Regions from separate parts of the Mus musculus genome. Here region 1 is linked to region 2. A link is a loop called in an ENCODE intact Hi-C map of the cell type or tissue named here. Cell type or tissue: left cerebral cortex. All regions are shown on one strand. Links, peaks and the distances in the headings refer to the core of each region. The heading gives the core; the rest is flanking DNA. Region 1 has its middle 23 kb from the start of Gm39473. Region 2 has its middle 32 kb from the start of Gm39473.

Region 1 (9,638 bases), core at 818-8,817, 56 kb after region 2:
CATAATAGAATGTGGTACGCGTGCTGCAAGAAATAGTGAACATGCATTACAGGCATGCAGAGAGCACTGAAGGTACAAATGTGTACAGGGGTAAAGGTAATAGCAGGGAGAAATGCCATGTCTTAGCACAAAAAGACATTTTCCTGGTGAAGTAGGAAAATGGATTTTTAGATGTGAGACAAACAGTCAAAAGATTGTAAATGTCAGAATGGATGTATGTCACAGAGTATGGGTGCAGAGAAGTAAAGGGAGAGGTGAAATCATGGAATGAAACTGTGAAGAGTCAAAATTTGGAGAATAGAGAATTTGGATTGACCATACAGACAATAGAAAGTCATTAGTAATCTTAATCAGTAGAATCTCATGTTTTATTTCTGATCTCTATGTTCCATTGTGTGGCTTATAAGGATTGCTTTGGTGAGGAATTGATTGGAAAGGGAAAAGAGTACAGAAACATCTAATAAAAGTCTGGAAGCACTCCTCAGAAGAGATGAAGCAAAGCTACTGAAATTGAAATGTTAATGGAAAATGGGAGATGGATCTGAGAAATGAAAAAGAAAAGAAAAGAAAAGAAAAGAAAAGAAAAGAAAAGAAAAGAAAAGAAAAGAAAAGAAAAAGAAAAGTGGGAAATTTTTGCACCTTGCAGTACACAGAAACTGAGTGGAGGGGCCTGAGGAAAGGTGTCAGCCATTTGCCACACTGTCATACAGGAACCAGGTACCAATGGAGGGGGAACAGCAGGTTTGATAAGGAAGAGTAGATGTGTGCATTCTATAACTAGAACATAATTCAAGCAAGTGATGCTACTTGTCCTGTGGTAGAGTACACAAGACCACTTTGTGAGAACCTGTAGCATAAAATGAGAAGATGGGAAGTATAGGAGTGTTAGAGCAAGAAAGGAGTTCACAGAGGCAACAAAAACGTCACAGAGGTGACAAGACCCTGAGCACAACATAACACAGAATGGAGGGGGAGAGAGAAATTAAGAAAAAAAAATCACAAGATCTATACCATATTAAAATGGTGTTTTCAATGTCTACATGACCATACATGGGTAGGGTACATTATAATTTTTTTAATACTTACTTTATTCTTTGTGTATGAGTGTTCTGCCTTCGTGTCTGTACTGTGTATGTGCCTGGTACCGCAGGGCTCAAAAGAGTGAGCTGGTTTCTCTGGAATTGGAGTTATGGCTGGTTCTGAGCCATGTGGTACTGGAAATTGAATCTGGGTTCTCTGAAAGAGCAACCAGTACTCTTAACTACTCAGCCATCTCTTCAACCCCAGGGACAATCCTTTTGAAAACCCATGTGTCACAACATATGATATGCTCTCTGAAGCACAGTATGTTTTCATAAATTTTCCTTGTGTTTGTTTTAATTGTTCTGTTTTTTTTTTCTAAATGGAATAAAGCCCTAAGCTTGTCAGCTAAGCTACTATAACACTGAGCTAAATCCCAACCGCTCATAAACCTTCTTTGAATTGAAATATAAGCCCACCTTGATGTCAGGGAAGTCTTCAGTGACAAAATGCCATAATAATCATGCCATTCAAACCTTTCCCTAGAGGAAGACTACATACTTCTGATTCTCTGCACTGTCACATTCATGGTGGTAACATAGTACTGGTACTGTTTCCTTCAGAAAAACTTCTGTGATTGTTGAAATAAAGTCAAGAAGCTATTCATTGAGCCTAAAGAAGCCACATCTGTCTACCAACAATGTTGCAGAGAACAGCAAGTAAAACAGAGATGCCAGAGACTTTCAATGATAGTAACAGGTCTTTCCAGTCATAGGTAACCCATGTATGCAGTTTGTCTTGCCCAGTGCAGGGATCTAAAGCTTCCTCAGCACTATGAGTGCAAGAGATATGCAAACAACCGAGATTGGAGCTGTTCACCTGTGTCTACATTACAGGTATCTTAAGCATAGCAATGGCCTGGACCAACTGACTGAGTTTCCCATAACACAGATGTCACAAACGCAGCATGGAACACTCAGGGGAATCCAGACAGTGCACAGTGCAGAAAAGAACAGGAAGTGGGATGTTGCCAAGCACATTTTAGCTAAAGATTTTTTACCATACCTTCACTGGAGAGTGCTTTTGTTTACTTATTAAGGAATAAGGGAACCCTCTTGTAGAAAAGATGCCATCCATAGTCTGTAACTAGGTCTTAGGTAGATGAACAGTAGGGTGTAAGATCTTCTCAGTCTTTAGTGTAGGCTTGACTTGTTGACAAATCTTTTCATTGTGAACCTCTTTGAGTATATAAAAAGTATACACAAAAAGTGGTGAAGAATGAAAATACAGTTATGGATGTACAGAGGCACAAATCAATATGGCTGTCCTTCAGGCTTTACAGGAGAATAGTTCCAGGACCCTCCCAATTTTAAACTTCACAGATATCCAAATACTGTTGTTAAGATGGAGTAAGATTTATATATGAACTCCACACATCTTCCCATGTACTTCAAACTGTCTCTGGCTTACATACAACACTTATCACAAATGAGTGCTCTACAAATAGAAACTACAGTATATTTTCAAAGAAAAAGAACAAGAAAAAAGTCTGTGGATGATAGAACGAATTTCCCTGTGGGTCCACAGGAAGAGCAGTATCAACTCTTATCTATTAGCCTCCTAAATGAAGTAGTTTCTTAAATATTTTTAGTCTGTAGTTGATTGAATGTTCAGACATTGAATATACAGATATAAAGAGGTGATTTATATTGGAAGAAGTAAAGATATATATATAGAAGCAAAGATGTGTATGAGTAAATATAAAAAATATACACTTATGAATAATTATCTATATGGTACAAATACAGACATATAAACATAGTTTGGCTATATGAGTGCTCTTGACCACCATAGGCATCAGCCCAGGGCAATTACGAACAAGGGATTAGTGATGCCAATTTTTTTTTCAAATTTTGTAAAGTTGCAAGATAGTTGATGGACTCCCTGAGATTTGCTTGAATATTTTATGGAAGGAGAAATAGCCAGGGAGTCAATCAGAGGAAACTGGCTAGTTGAAAATGTCAATACAAAATAATAGATACACACCTGCTTACTGAATAATAAGTTGTTTATTTTTTGCATTTGTTGAAATGTGCTTTTCCCTATAACTAATAGCTTTTGGACTGGCAAGGTGGCTGATCAGGTAAAGTGCTTGCCACCAAATCTAATGACCTGAGTTCAATTCCCAGGATCCACATTGTAGAATGAGAGAACCAATTCCCTTAAGAAATCCTCTGAGCTCCACAGACATTGTATGGGCACATACATGCACATGCATGCATGTGTGCGTGCGCACACACACACATTTTTCATAACTAAGAACCTTATTTATTTAATATATTATTAACTTTTCATGCAATATTCTTAGATTATATCTTTCCCCTTTCCCAAATATCCCAGATGCTCCCTGCTTCTCTACCAACCCAACTTCATGTGCTTTGTCTCTTAAAAATTAAAAAAAAAATTAGAAAAGGAAAAGCAAAACAAAACAAAAAATAAAACCAGAAAAAAAACACCAGACCCTCCCTCCCCCCCCCCCAAAATAATGCACACACAAAAAACATGGAGCCCCTTTTAATCAAAATTGAAAGTTAATTTCTACCTTGGATATTTTGAAATATTGTTTTAATTGCTACTAAACTACAGAGACTAAGTCAGAGACCATACAAGGGGAAAGTCAAAGCAACAATGGGATGGGAAACAGGATAATGATACTGTATAGACTTTGAATAGACAGAGGAGAGGGCATGATAACCAAGGGAAAGCAATGGGGAGAGGAGAGTAGTGTGGCCCATGGAGCAGGAAGATACTAGTATAACAATGGACACACAGCACAATATTGAACTGGAGACGATGCTCTTGATCAGTGGGATCTTTGAAGGCTAACAGGTTCAATCTCATATTAACTAAGAAATTGATGCCTACTGATGATTTTCAAAAAGAGAATTAATAGGAAGAAGTTCATCTTAGAGAAGATTAATTGTATTTAAGATGGCAAAGAGTTGGCTGACCAGTAGATGAAACTTGGACTTTAAGTCATTTGATGTAGATAAAGACCAAACTGGTGGGTAGATATGTTGAGAATTCGGAGTAGGCATGAGAAAGCTCTTAAATTAAGAATTCAGCAACTACCTGACTGTTCAGTTCTTGACACTGGGGACTAATCATTCCATCTTAGTTAAAAGGCACTAAATATAAATCAATGGAATTGATTAATTTAAAATACAATGACTGGCAAGAGCTGGGACATTGATTTAAGTTTTAAAATATGACATATTGAGAAGTTTTTAAAGACCGAGTTTTATTTAATTTTCTCAATCGATGCCTTAGAGATGTTTATTTTCATCTCATTTTCACTTAAATGGAAATACAGATTACAATATTTACAACAAACAATCTTTTTTTCCTCCTAGTGCAGAGAGTCAAACTCAGAGTCTCACAAAGGAGAACAAGTGAGTGCACTTCCAGTGAAATTTGTATATTTGCTAAAGGATGTGGGTAGATGTTCTGAAAAACACGAAAAGTATACAAAGGAAGTGGCAATACCAAGTTATAGTATACAGACATTTTAAAATAGTACAGTATAACACATAAAAAATAGTCCTATTCTCTATCCATTGCATAAGGATGTAAAGGGTATTTTAGTTGTTTAAAGTTAGTTTGGATTGATCATAAAAATCAAGAGTCCAGATTAAATGCCAGCACCAAAGTACCCCAAGTAAATTTTGTTCTGTATTTATAGAACTGTGAATACTGTATTCTCATGAGAAGAACAATCCGGAGTCTGAACAAACAGTCCCTCGCAGAGGATAAAGCTTGAGAGTGACAAGATGCCGACAGATTATGACAGCTGCTGTGCTGCCTGACCTGGAACATTTATGCAGTTTCTAAAAGTGCATAGGAAGCACATTTTATCATCGCATCCAGGGCATCAACCTTATATTTTGAGGTGTTCATTACCCACAATCCCATGGGCTCTGGGAAGACATCAAAACTGGAGTTCATTAGTTAACATTTTAAAAGGACACGATTTGAAGATGCTCCCCCCAGGTGCCCTGATTTCAGCAAATTTTGCTTCATATGCCAAGTGCTGAAAACAGCTAACACCACTATTATTATCCACAAGGAAATCCACCCACCACGCGGACCTGTGCCAAGGAACCAGTCTGAAATGCTGACAGCATCGCAAGGCTTTCCAACTGCAGGGACACGGAAGCAGCTGCGGTTTTCCTCACCAACGCAGATGGCAAAAAGGGAGTGTGTTTGTTGGTACTCAAGAGGGTGGTTACAGGATGGGAAAGCCGGAAAGAACTTCTGCAGATGTACCCAGCCATGCAGCAGTTAGTTCCAAATACTAGTTACTTGCCTCTCACATCTCCCACCTGCTCCTTGTCTGATTGCTCGTTCTCGAATCCTTCAGTTACCATCTACCCAATGATCCATGCTGTAAAACTGCAAAATTTGGATTTTCCTGTCCACTGTCCATCAGAGTGAGAAAACTTCAACTCCATCCTTCACCTCTGGCTCACACCTATACTCCCCTGCCCTCACATTTCTCTAGATGCCTGCTGGAGGGTTTCCTTAGGTTTGTGTTTGATCTTAATGAATTATTAAGACAGTATTCTATCTTTAGTAATGATGTGATGATGTGTTAGAGAGACTTGATGTTGGAAAACCCAAACCATTAATTTAGAAAATAAAAAATAAAAATGAGCAGTTGGAATCATTTCTATGTGGCGTTCAAATCCAGAATCAATATTGAACTTAACAGAATATTGGCAGACAGATTATTTAATTAGATAACCCAAACATTGCTAGAGCCTGGGAAGCTGGCTGTTGGCAAAACCCTGGCAGAAAAAGCATGAAGATCTGAGTTCAGATCCCCAACACCCACAAAAAGCTGGGTGTAGTTATAATTATACCTGTTTGTAATCTTAGTACTGAGGAGGTGGAGACAGAAGGAGCCCTTGACTTTCTGGCCAACCAGTCTAGACAAGTCAGTGAACTCCAGTTTCAGTGAGAGACCTAGCCCCAAAATGAAAGAAAGCAACTGAGAAAGACAGCTGATGTTAACTTCCAACCTCCACACACATGTGCACAGACACACACACGCCCCCAACCCACACACATGCCCCACTCACCCACACATGTGAGCATACACACACCCACACGCACGCACACATGCTCACATGGGTACACACACACACACACAGTGCTAAGTTATTTTAGAGAAAAAGATTGAGGCTGAAGAGACAGAAGTGGGGTTAAAGGATGCTACCTGCTCCATATAATGTACTTGTCAATGATATGCCTATCACACTCTCCTGCCTTATGCACTTGGACATTCAGCAAGCGTAAGATCTCAGAGGAGTCATCTTCAGAAAATTAAGATGTGAGCTTGGCTTTTAATTTTGGAGGTTGATACAAGCAGCGATCTCCTTACTTCAATACCAAAGAAATACATTGTTTCCCCTGAAAATGAAGTCTCTCCTGAGGAATTCAGATCCAGCCTGAGTGACAGCTTGGGAGGGGGTCTATTGACTGCTGCATACCTCTCCACAGAGACCACTGTTTCCGGCCCTATCAGGGGCCAGGCCTATTGCTATGTGACAGTCACCTTGGAGACACAGCAAGAGCAGCTTCCCCCCAGTGGCCTTTTCTTCAGTTCCTCACTTTGAAAGCCACTTATACTTGAATGTATTATTTAATCTGGTGAAAAATGCATCAGTCTTCCAGACCTTCAGAGCTCATACAGGTTTTAAAAGGTCTGGAAATCTTTCTAAAACTAAAATAGCCCTGTCCTTGACAGGGCGATGCATGGTGTTCTTATCACGACCATCGGCAGCGAGCCTGAGTTAAACAATTAAATAAACAGTTTGTGAATTTAGGTTTCATGATGCTCCACTCCTCACCAAGGAGCTTAAAGGGGCCTCGAATGTTGTAAAGCAATTATCCTCCCACCACTCTTAAAAAGAAGTACAAAATTGCTATAGTCATAGCCTCGAATCGTGTTAAATCCCAGTTGAAAAATAACTAGCAAAGGAAAGGAAAATAGCCTGACCCAGCTTAAAGAACAAAACCCAAAGCCTTGAACAAATGCCGAATGTCCTCACAAAGGGAAGAAACTGACTGTGCCAACTGAATCAAAGATTCCCAATTCAATTAATACATTTAAACAAGACCCGCAGAATTTGCATGTAAGTTTTTGGTACTTTTAAGCTATAGAATCAAGCCACAGATAGGCAGAGAGACAAAGGCTTGTGGTTATTCTGTGCTAAGCCATGCTACCTAGGTTTCAAGTACATTTCACAGAATTCTCGTCTCTGTGTGAAATGGAATCCCAAAGATATTCAGAGTCTCATTTAGATTGGAGATTAACTCTGTTTCAGACAGTGCAGTGCAATTTGTGTATATTGTTGTGGCTATGCTACCCCTATCGACATCTTTCTTGTTACTACCTTGGAAGTCCACATCTTTTAAGAGTTATTTTTACTTGTATCTATGTGTGGTAGTTTTTAATGGAAAAGATCCCCATTGACTTATATGTTTAAATTCTTGGTTCCCAGTTGGTTGACCTATTTGGAAAAAATTAGGTGTGGCCTTGTTGGGGAAGGTATGTCACTAGGGATAGGTTTTTAAGGTTCCAAAAGACTCTCAAGCCACTCCTCCTCCTCTGCCTCCTGCTTGTAGATCAAGATGTGAGCTCTCGGCTGCTCCTGCCATTATGTCTTTGCTCTGCCATAATAGACCCTGACCCTTTAAAACAGTAAGCTCCAAAGATACTCTTTCTTCTATAAGTTGCCTTGGTGGTCCTGGAATTTTATCACAGCAAGAGACGAAATGATTAAGGCAACATGTGAGTGTCTGTATTTGTATGCCACATTTATGTGGTTACCCTCAGAGGCCAGAAAAATTTATTGGTTCCTGTAGAGCTATAGTTATAATCAGTTATGAGCTGTCCAATGTGGGTGCTGGGAGCCAAACTTTAGTCCTCTGGAAGGGTACTCTTATCTACTGTACTGTGTCTCCAGCAGGGGCTTCTAGTTTTGAACTTGATATATTCTTTGGGCACAGTATCAACTTGTCTTTCAAGTCTCCTACTCATCAAAGTCAAAGTCTCACGGGCAATGTCATCCCCTCTTTCTCCACTCTACCCTGCAGGCTCCAGCTTCACTCCACTTGATCCATTCACCTTCTCCTTTCTTCTCTAGCTTCCTGATCTGACCACTTCAGGTATGTTACCAGATGCAAATGCAAATGACTTTGCAGAAACTGCTTAAGCAGTGTGCCCAATGGAAAGAAGTACAGAATTGCAATGGACAGAGCCTCAAAGGTGCTATTACCTCCTAGACACAAAGACAGAGATGTGGCAGTCTGCTCCAGAAATTAGAAACAAGCTGATCTCATCACCTACCTGCTTAGTTGCAATGTACCAGCCCCTTTAACAAATTCCTTACTTTATCTGACTCCCGATGACTTGCTTCTCTGACCAAATTTTACTGACCCAGGGGCATGCCAGGCTCTGGGGTAGGCATATTGTGATATGCTGTCCAATTAAAACTGCATAAAAGCTTCATTTTTAACTGTGTTGGAAGGAAAATTAGGTGAAGTGCCTATAGTCACACAAGTCTGTGGCACCAAATTCAAGCTTTATGTCATTACCCCAGTGTCACGCAGTTTGATAAAGGCTCCTATCCCTGAGGCAGATTGAACACTGCTTTGATAAATATAGGTGACAAGTTAAAGAATTCAGAGCCCAGGGCCTGGTTATAATAATAGGCTAGAGGGATACATGTTGATTAGACCAGAGACAAAGCTAAGAAGCCCATGACAAGGACAAAATAAAGGGGCTGGAAGTAAGCCTAATCTTTATGGACCAGAGAGTCTCAGCATGAGTTATTAGAGCATAGAAAACTGAAGATAAAACAAGTAATAATCCAGAGAGGAAACAGAAGTTGGAAAGTCCAAGGGACTACTAAGGTGGACAAAATAAAATTTGGGAAACTAGACATCACATTTTGAATGAATACTACATCTTTAAGAGGCAAACTTGACATTATCAGAGACAAATCACCGGGAAAAGCACAAGGGGAAAGGAAAACGCATCACTGCGAATCTGACCACCAGCAGAGAAAGGGCCAGGGGGAATGTTCAGAAGGCAGGAGGCAGCAGCAGTTCAGAAGGCAGAAGTCTGTGGTCACTTGGCTCTATGGCTTCAGGCCGTGAGAGTGATGTGGAACCTCCTGTTGAGGAGCACAGGGTGGAGCAAATGGGTGACCTCACACAGACAGGAGACAGAGAAGACAAAGGAGGAGGGTACAAAGTGCTCCATCCCAGAGCTAACCCTCCTTCCTAATTTCCACCAGTCCCCAGGAATACTATCACATTATGAGTAGACTGACTCACACAGGAGTTGAGGTTGCCCCTATTCCAATTCCATTCACTTCCCTAATCCCTTCACCTTAAATTTTCTATCCTTTGAAAAAAGTAGGAGAGCTCTCACAAACCTATGTGGCATGTTAAAATAAATAAATACCTACATAACAAACAAATATAGTAATAGCAACTTTCTATTGTTTTGCTTCTTTTTAACCATATACATTTCTATTAATACAGAT
Region 2 (9,638 bases), core at 646-8,645:
TACCATTTAAAAAGCATCAAGAAATGAAGGTGTTGGCATAGAAATGAGAGTCCTCTCAAGAAGTAAGTGGACCATGAAGGAACCAGACATTAACACATGAGGTTTCCTTCCCTCCCACCTCCTGTCATTCAAGTTGTCACGGAGCACTGTTAAGTGATGCTTGAGGCAACTTGCCTTGACCTGGTGAGGCAAGAGGAAATCCCTTACTGGGTCAAAGAATTTGTCTGGTGATTGTTGAGGACCATCCAGCAGCTTGCAAGAAACGGGGTATGGCTGAAGAGGCAGACTCGAGCTGAAAGAGAGGGAACTAGATGGAAGAGAGAAAGAACGGAGCTAAGTCAAGACATTCTGATCAAAGCTCAATTTTAATGTCGGGGAACACGCCTTATGAAGAAGGGGGTGGGGCATTCCCGCCGAATCATCCTTGGAGTCCAGATGCAGGTGACCACGTGTAGGCTACAGAACAGCTAGGCAGCAGGTAGCAGCAGCAGCAATGGCAGAACAATAGGGTGATCCAGGGAGGCAGACTCCACCCCAGGTGATCTCCTAGTGACAACAACTCAAGCCTGCTCAGCCTGCTTCAGGCTGTGGGGGGAGGTTACAGGTGATCACTCATGAAATCCCATCACCAACATTTTATTGCTGTTCTTTCTCTATTTCTTGTTTAGGATGTCAGTGTTCCAGATACATATCATTTGTCAAGCTATAACATCTCTTCTCCAACTTCTGGTGTGAAATGAGGATAGATGGTTAAGACTAGCTTTTCCTCTTCCTACGTATCATGAATTTTCTGGTCCACTTTCTTCTTTGCTTTTCTACCTTTATGGAATGACTTGGCAATTAATAATGGCTTCACGCTGTTTAGAAATTATGACAGAGTAAGAACAACATGTGGCTATTTTCCTCATAAAAAATCATCCCCGTGATATTTGATATTATCCCCCTAAAGAGAAGATTGACTGCTGCACTGCAAAACACTTGGGCAGAATACTTAACAGAGAACAGTAACCACCTTTTATGAGAGTAAAGGAAATAGTCAACACAAGCAGGTATTCCTCTTTTTTATTAGATATTTTCTTTATTTACATTTCAAATGATATACCAAAAGGTCTCTGTACCCTCCCCCCAGCCCTGTTCCCCCTACCCACCCACTCCCACTTCTTGGCCCTGGAATTCCCCTGAACTGGGGCATATAAAGTTTGCAAGACCAAGAGGTCTCTCTTCCCAATGATGGCTGACTAGGCCATCTTCTGCTACATATGCAGCTAGAGACACGAGCTCTGAGGGGAATGGTTACTTCATATTGTTGTTCCACCTATAGGGTTGCAGACCCCTTCAGCTCCTTGGGTACTTTCTCCAGCTCCTCCATTAGGGGCCCTGTGTTCCATCCAATAGATGACTGTGAGCATCCACTTCTGTATTTGCCAGGCACTGACATAGCCTCACACATGATAGGTATATCAGGGTCCTTTCAGTGAAATCTTGCTGGCATATGCAATAGTGTCTGGGTTTGGTGAATGGAGTACTCCTCAGCTATTAAAAACAATGAATTTATGAAATTCTTGGGCAAATGGATGTATCTGGAGGATATCATCCTGAGTGAGGTAACCCAATCACAAAAGAAGTCAATTGATATGCACTCACTGATAAGTGGATATTAACCCAGAAACTTAGAATACCCAAGATACAATTTGCAAAACACAAGAAAATCAAGAAGAAGGAAGACCAATGTGTGGATACTTCATTCCTCCTTAGAATAGGAAACAAAATACCTATGGAAGGAGTTACAGAGAAAAAGTTTAGAGCTAAGACCAAAGGATGGACCATCCAGAGACTACCCCACCCGGAGATCCATCCCATAAGAAGGTATTTCTTACAGCCTAAAAAATAAAGCCTTAACCTTCTTTCTAAGCAAGTCCATAGCTCACCTTTTCAGCTTCCTGTAGCTGCATCCCCATACATCCCATTCATAGACTGAAGAACATCCCAGTTCATCAATTAACTATGATTGAATAAAAGAATACATATCCCTAAACTTATTTCATGATCTTGTTTTAATGGTAAGCAACTTTCCTTTAGCTGTGTTGAATAAACCCTAACAGTAGGCACAAGAAATTTCAGATATTTTCCAAAGAGAAGGCCCATTGAAATCTTATGTTTTGTTCCCCACCTTCTGACATATTTTGTCTTATTGAGGTTTCTTATACCTTTGGCTGTAAGTCTAGCCTTTAATGACTTAACCATCACTCCAGGCCTTGTTGAAGTTTCTAAGACACCTGTCTTGTGCTATTCTTTAAGTCTTATCTGGTCAGTGTCATGATAATTTGTGAAATGTCAGAAGGGTCAAAGTTCTTTATTCTCTTTTATATCTGAGAGGAGAGAAGTTGAAATGCCACTCTGCCTACAAGGAAAACCTGCTTCTGGCAGGTTTGTGTGTTAATATGGAGGGGGAAAAACGATTTTACTGACTGATCCGCATGCATAGCTCAAAACTGATCAGAATGCATGTCGGTTGTCAAGGGCTTGGCTGAGCTGTTTAAGTAAGTACACCGCATCTGGAGGAGCAACAACAGCAGCTGTAAATTTAAATTACCACCTAATTGATTTATGATACACCATTGTCATACCCTGTAATGCATTTGCCAAACAGGGCAGTTAAATGCAGACGTGACAGGAATTGCCCTTTCCACTTTCATCTTCCAGGAGGTTGCAGTACTCTGCAGGCTTCTACAAACACATGTATGATGGCTCTGACTCACACAATGACAAAGACAATTTCAGATGCTTCTTTCTAGAAACAGTAAGGAGACAGTGTGATAGTTTTCTCATTTCTTGATATATGATCACAGCTCAATTTTTTTTTAGCTCCTACTGAGTATGATTCTGGATAGAATACTTTACATCTCCTCAGAAGACTTCTTTATTATGCCTCTCATTAAGGATCTATAAGTTACTAGCAGTAGTAGAGTGAAACTAGGAGAGAAGGTTTTATCTTTTTTTTTGAGTAGCATCTGCTTTATGAAGTTTTCAAGAAAGTCTGCGTCCTTAATCAAGGATGAAAAGGTTCATTTACTGGACAGGATACTCTAGAAATTGAGTGTTCATGGTTCTCTAAATTTTCCCAAGTGTTCTCTTCCAGTTAAGGTCCCAGCTGCCACATGAGAGAGTTGGGCGTGTGCAAGTGCTATCTATGTGATCATTTATACACTGTAGATACAGATTCTGAGTCTAATTTCAGATATCTGCCTGTGTTGATGCTGGTTGTACTGGGTCTTTAACTTTATGCAAAGCTCTATTCATTCAGAATTGAAAAAATAATTTTGCCACCCTTGAGCTATCATTAAGCCAACATTGCTTCTAAAATGATCAGACTTACTAAGGTCCAAATGTTCTCCCAAGCTGTGGTAACTAATCTCAGTGATCAACTTGATCAGATCCAGAAGCAGCTGACCTCGGAGTAGATCCCAGGAAAGGAGTTACAGAGGTCCTGATCACATGACCTCAGAGTAGATCCCAGGAAAGATCAAAATAAAATGTAGAACCTGAAAAACAATGAATTTGCTTTTTTATAACAATATAATTTTTATAGCACTATAAGTTATTAGAACACAAAGCCTTGGTTTAAAGGAAGGTATTCTTTCCTGGATGCCAACAGGTAATACATTCATTGTGAAAATAAAGCATGCTGTAGGCTAAAGCACTCATATTTTTTCACTGGCAGCAAATTCATCTTTTTTTCAAGTTCTATATTTTAGTTTGATTCTTCCTGGGATGCTTTCTAGCAATGCTAAGTATTAGTCAGATGCTACACAGGAATATATATATGGTATAAGGAATAAAAGATGTCATCCTGAAATCAAGAAACCCCTGCCATCTTTGTAACAGAGCCCATTTGCATAGACTTTCCAACACACTAGACTAGAACTTCCAGAGTGCTACCCCTGCCAGAGGTGGAGTGCATTAAGCGTTAGCTTGCTGGAATAAACGCTCAGCCATCTGGTCTCCACTGCTCTTACAACTTCTAGCAGCTACTGGAGCAACTGCTGATGCCTCAGAGCCAGCATAAATGTACTTCTTCCCTCCTCCACTTCTCAGTCTCTTGGTGCCTCATTTTTGGCAGAATCTAACAAGAAGCTAGATGCCAAGAGAGAAGGGTAAACACTTTTCAGTTCCAATGGTTTGAAGCAGGGTAGAAAAGTGCAGGTGGCACTTAGGTAGAAAACGGATAACATAACCAGAATGAAAACTTAGAACTGAGATGGTTATACTGAAGAGATGCCTTAGTTGCCCTAGGATGTTTTTTAATGAAAATTAAAGCCACTATTTGCATTTTTCAGTGTGTTCAGCTAATGACTATCTCTGTCTTAACAGTTTCTGGTGGCAGAGAGGAAGTGGGAGGCAGCTAAAGCAAACACTTCACTTGCAGTAATGACAAAGAAAGCACCCACACTGAAGATAAGTGACCTGGTGACTTTATGTGATGGACATTTAGCCAGTTTGGACCAGATCTACCTTCAGTGGTGAGCCATGTACCTCCTAAAGCTACAGTGTTATCGGATAAAAACAGAAAACATTTTCTGTTTGATGTATGTTAATTTTTTTTCCCAGAGAGAACATTGTGATAGAGAACTAGGAACTTAAACTGGACTTTATTTAGGTAGCTGACATGACAGAAGAAGACACTACCAGGCTAAACTGATGTACTCTTGATTTCTATCAGGAAATCTTTTCAAATGCTTTAACTCTTTGTGGCAGTTTTAATTGTCACCCTGATAAGGTATGGAAGCACACTGAGTCCTGAGTCCTGGGTACCACTCACATCCCCCCATCTCCCATCCCGACCCCAGCAGTGGTATATTTCCATTCATTCTCCAGGCCCTCTGGGCTTCTCTTGTCTCTCCCCCATGTCTGATCCTGCCCCCTTTTCTTCCCCTTCCTGCTCCTACTCAGGTCCCTCTCTGCTCTGCCTCCCATGATTATTTTGTTTCTTCTTCTAAGTGGGATTCAAGCATCCTCACTTCTCCCTCTTAGTTTAATGTCTTACAGTCTGTGGTGTGTGTCATGGGTATTGTGTACTTTTTTTTTTTTACTAATATCCACTTATTAGTGGGTGTATACCATGCATGTTCTTTTGGGTTTGTGTTGCCTCACTCAGGATGACATTTTCTAGTTCCATCCATTTGCCTGAAAAATTCATGATGCCCTCATTTTTAATAGCTGAATAGTATTCCATGGTGTAAATAAATCATATCTGGGACATCTAGGTTCCCTTCAATTTCTGGCTATTATGAATAAGGCTACTATGAACATAGTGGAGCATGTCCTTGTGCTATGGTGGAGCATCATTTGGGTATATGCCCAGGAGGGGTATAGCTCAATCTTCAGATAGAATTATTTCCAATTTTCTGAGGAACCACCAGATTGATTTCCAGAGTGGTTGTAGTAGTTCTCAATCCCACCAACAATGGAAGAGTGTTCCCTTTTCTCCACATCCTCATCAGCATGTGCTGTTGTTTGAGTTTTTGGTCTTAGCCATACTGATTGGTGGAATCTCAGGGGTGTTTTGATTTACATTTCTCTGATGACTAAAGATGTTGAACATTTCTTTAGGTGCTTCTTGGCCATTCAAGATTCTTGTGTTGTTACCTTAGCAGAAATGCCCAACAGTGAGGAGATGGAACCTGAAGATCCCACATCCAGTAGATAGACAGGGCCCCCAGTGGAGGGATAGGGACACCAACCCACCTTCAAATTTTTGACCCAGAATTGTTCTGGTATAAATAAATAAATAAATAAATAAATAAATGCAGAGACAAAAATGGAGCAAAAACTGAAGGAATGGCTGACCAGTGACCTGTATAAATAAATAAATAAATAAATAAATAAATGCAGAGACAAAAATGGATCAAAAACTGAAGGAATGGCTGACCAGTGACCTGTCTAAATAAATAAATAAATAAATAAATAAATAAATAAATAAATGCAGAGACAAAAATGGATCAAAAACTGAAGGAATGGCTGACCAGTGACCTGTCCAACTTGAGGTCCATCCCATGGACACACACCAAACCCTGACACTATTACTGGTACTATATTGTGCTTGCAGACAGGAGCCTAGCATGGCTCTTTCTGAGAGACTAAAGTCTCTATGAGACTACCAGCAGCTTATTGAGACAGATGCAGATATTTACAGCCAACCACTGGACTGGTTCAGGAATCCCTTTGGAAGAGTTAGGGGAAATTTTTAATAAACTGAAAGAGGTGGCAACCCCACAGGAAGAACAATAGTGTCAACTAACCTGGACCCCGGAGAGCTCTGAGAGGCTAAGCCACCAACCAAACAGCATACACGGGCTGGTCCAAGACCCTCAGCACATATGCAGCAGAGGCCTGTCTTGTCTGGACTCAGTGGGAAAAGATGTACCTAATCCTATAGATACTTGATGCCCCAGAAAAGGGGATGCTCGGTGGGGGCAACCCTCTTAGATGAAAAGGGGGGTGAGAGTGGGATGAAGAACTCTGGGAGGACTAACCAGGTTAGGGAGGTCAACATTTAGAATATAAAAAAGTAAAGTAATTAATTAAGGAAGAATAAAAACAGATGTAGACGCACCTGGGAAGGGAGTCTCAATGAAGGATTATCTCGATTAAGTTGGTTTGTAGGCTTTTCTGTTATCATGATAAATAGGAAGACATGTCCATGTGGGTGATATCTTGGGTGGTAGAAGAGTAGAGAAGAAAGCTGAGCATTATCATGCAGCATAACTCACTGATTTTCAGTCTTCACTGTGGATGTACTGAGACATATCTTTCAATGTCCTGTTACTATGACTTCTCTTTGATGATCGACTGTAACTCAGGCTTGGGAGCCAAGAAAACCCTTTTTTTAATAGGTAGATCTATCCTTTCTTCTTAATGGGCTGTCAGTGCTGCTTCTCCCAACACCAGCATGAGCTGGTATCTATTCCTCATTGCAATCCACTGAGAAAATAAGGTAACCAATAGAATCTACTTCCTCTGCTGCCACTCAAGCAATCCATCTCTCCATGTTCTGACGCTCCTCCTAGAAGACCTGCCCAACTTCCAACAGAGAGCTGATACAAATCTATTTCACTTTGTCGTACCAGGGTGCTGACTGAGAAGCCCATCCCAGAGGCTCTCACTCCCTTTCTGGTAAAGCTCTGCCATGCCACCTCTCCAGGCAGGCCTTCATCTCCTCTACCCCTAGAATACTTGATAGCAACTCCCCACTTTGGACTCTTAGCCATGCCTTTTCCAGTCTACTAGCAACTACAAATACAGACAAAGTATGTGCTATTTTTTTTTAACCTGGAACTCAGAACAGTATTTTCTAGATCTTTCTGTGTGACTTCATATATGTTGTTACCTACTTTTCTAAATAATGTTTTCTCTACTTCTATGCATTCCTGTACATGGGTAAAAGCTCTAGTTGTGTGCCTTCTTATACATATATCACATTTATGTATGTATATACATGTATACATGCATTTCTGGGTGAATCTTTAGCTGTCTTTCTTCTTATGCATGTATTGCACTTATGGACATATATACCTGTAGACATGCATTTACTTGTCAGATTAAACCAGTACTATGGATTTTATTATCTTCACTTTGGTGAGAATTCTAGAATTTCTGCCTCTAGTACTATTCTAACTTTGATCTTAAATATATATATGGACTTCCAAATTTGTCCTTTAGAGCCAACTTAATCATACCTAGCCTGTGTTTTCTGCCTCAGAAATGGGTTCTGTTTTCTTCTAGTCATTCAAATAAAAATCCTTTGAGATCTATCTATCTATCTATCTATCTATCTATCTATCTATCTATCTATCTATCTATTCTTCCTTCCTTTCTTTCTTTCTTTCTTTCTTTCTTTCTCTCTTTCTTTCTTTCTTTCTTTCTATTCATTTCTTTCCTCACTCCCTCCTTCTCCTCTCTCTGTTGTTCTTTCTATGTGTTTCTATGTGTCACCATTCATTTTCTTTTCATTTTTTTATTTTTTAAAGATTTTCCTCGTTTGCATTTCCAATGCTATTCCAGAGTCCCCCATACCCTCCCCCCAACTCCCCTACCCACCCACTCCCACTTCTTGGCCCTGGCGTTCCTCTGTACTGAGGCATATAAAGTTTGCACGACCAATGGGCCTCTTTTTCCACTGATGGCCAACTAGGCCATCTTCTGATACATATGCAGCTAGAGACAAAAGCTCTGGGGGGTACTGGTTACTTCATATTGTTGTTCCACCTATAGGGTTGCAGATCCCTTTAACTCCCTGGGTACATTCTCTAGCTCCTCCATTGGGGGCCCTGTGATCCAACCAATAGCTGACTGTGAGCATCCACTTCTGTGTTTGCTAGGCCCCGGCCTAGTCTCACAAGAGACAGCTATATCAAGGGCCCTTTCAGCAAAATCTTGCTTGTGTATGCAATGATGTCAGCATTTGGAGGCTTATTATGGGATTGATCCCCGGATGTGGCAGTCCCTAGATGGTCCATCCTTTTGTCTCAGCTCCAAACTTTGTCTCTATAACTCCTTCCGTGGGTATTTTGTTCCCAATTCTAAGAAGGGGCAAAGTGTCCACACTTTGGTCTTCCTTCTTCTTGAGTTTCATGTGTTTGTCAAATTGTATCTTATATCTTGGGTATTCTAAGTTAATGGGCTAATATCCACTTATCAGTGAATACATATCATGTGATTTCTTTTGTGATGGGGTTATCTCACTCAGGATGATGCCATCCAGATCCATCCATTTGCATAGAAATTTCACAAATTCATTCTTTTTAATAGCTGAGTAGTACTCCATTGTGTAAATGTACCACATTTTCTGTATCCATTCCTCTGTTGAGGGGCATCTGGGTTCTTTCCAGCTTCTGGCTATTATAAATGAGGCTGCTATGAACATAGTGGAGCACATCTCTTTCTTACTAGTTGGAACATCTTCTGGATATATGCCCAGGAGAGGTATTGTGGGATCCTCCGGTAGTACTATGTACAATTTTCTGAGGAACCGCCAGACCAATTTCCAGAGTGGTTGTACAGCTTGCAATCCCATCAATAATGGAGGAGTGTGCCTCTTTCTCCATATCCTCGCCAGCATCTGCTGTCACCTGAATTTTTGGTATTAGCCATTCTGACTGGTGTGAGATGGAATCTCAGGGTTGTTTTGATTTGCATTTTCCTGATGATTAAGGATGCTGAACATTTTTTTCAGGTGCTTCTCAGCCATTAAGTATCCCTCATGTGAGAATTCTTTGTTTAGCTCTAAGCCCCATTTTTTAATGGGGTTATTTGATTTTCTGGAGTCCACCTTCTTGAGTTCTTTATATATATTGGATATTAGTCCTCTATCTGATTTAGAATAGGTAAAGATCCTTTCCCAATCTGTTGGTGGCCTTTTTGTCTTATTGACAGTGTCTTTTGCCTTACAGAAGCTTTGCAGTTTCATGAGGTTCCATTTGTCGATTCTCGATCTTACAGCACAAGCCATTGCTGTTCTATTCAGGAATTTTTCCCCTGTGCCCATCTCTTAAAGGCTTTTTCCCACTTTCTCCTCTATAAGTTTCATTGTCTCTGGTTTTATGTGGAGTTCCTTAATCCACTTAGATTTGAATTAGTAC

Evidence for each region. A loop is a pair of places that touch in the nucleus more often than their neighbours do. Peaks named below come from ENCODE experiments on the same cell type or tissue, not always from the same donor. Only the 100,000 strongest peaks of a DNase experiment are listed, where the experiment ranks them.
Region 1: a loop joins it to region 2, with 2.3 times the contacts of the local background. A loop is called at or near these places in 2 of 42 quality-filtered maps.

Annotation. Positions count from the first base shown.
Region 1 is chr12:74,843,937-74,853,574 of GRCm38, forward strand. No RefSeq gene overlaps it. Among named protein-coding and RNA genes, the nearest start is that of Gm39473, 23 kb to the left of the region's middle. In left cerebral cortex, for the core only: no CTCF peak of the experiment used is centred there; a DNase peak (open chromatin) is centred at 5,202; H3K27ac peaks cover 394 bases.
Region 2 is chr12:74,788,197-74,797,834 of GRCm38, forward strand. No RefSeq gene overlaps it. Among named protein-coding and RNA genes, the nearest start is that of Gm39473, 32 kb to the right of the region's middle. In left cerebral cortex, for the core only: no CTCF peak of the experiment used is centred there; a DNase peak (open chromatin) is centred at 4,030.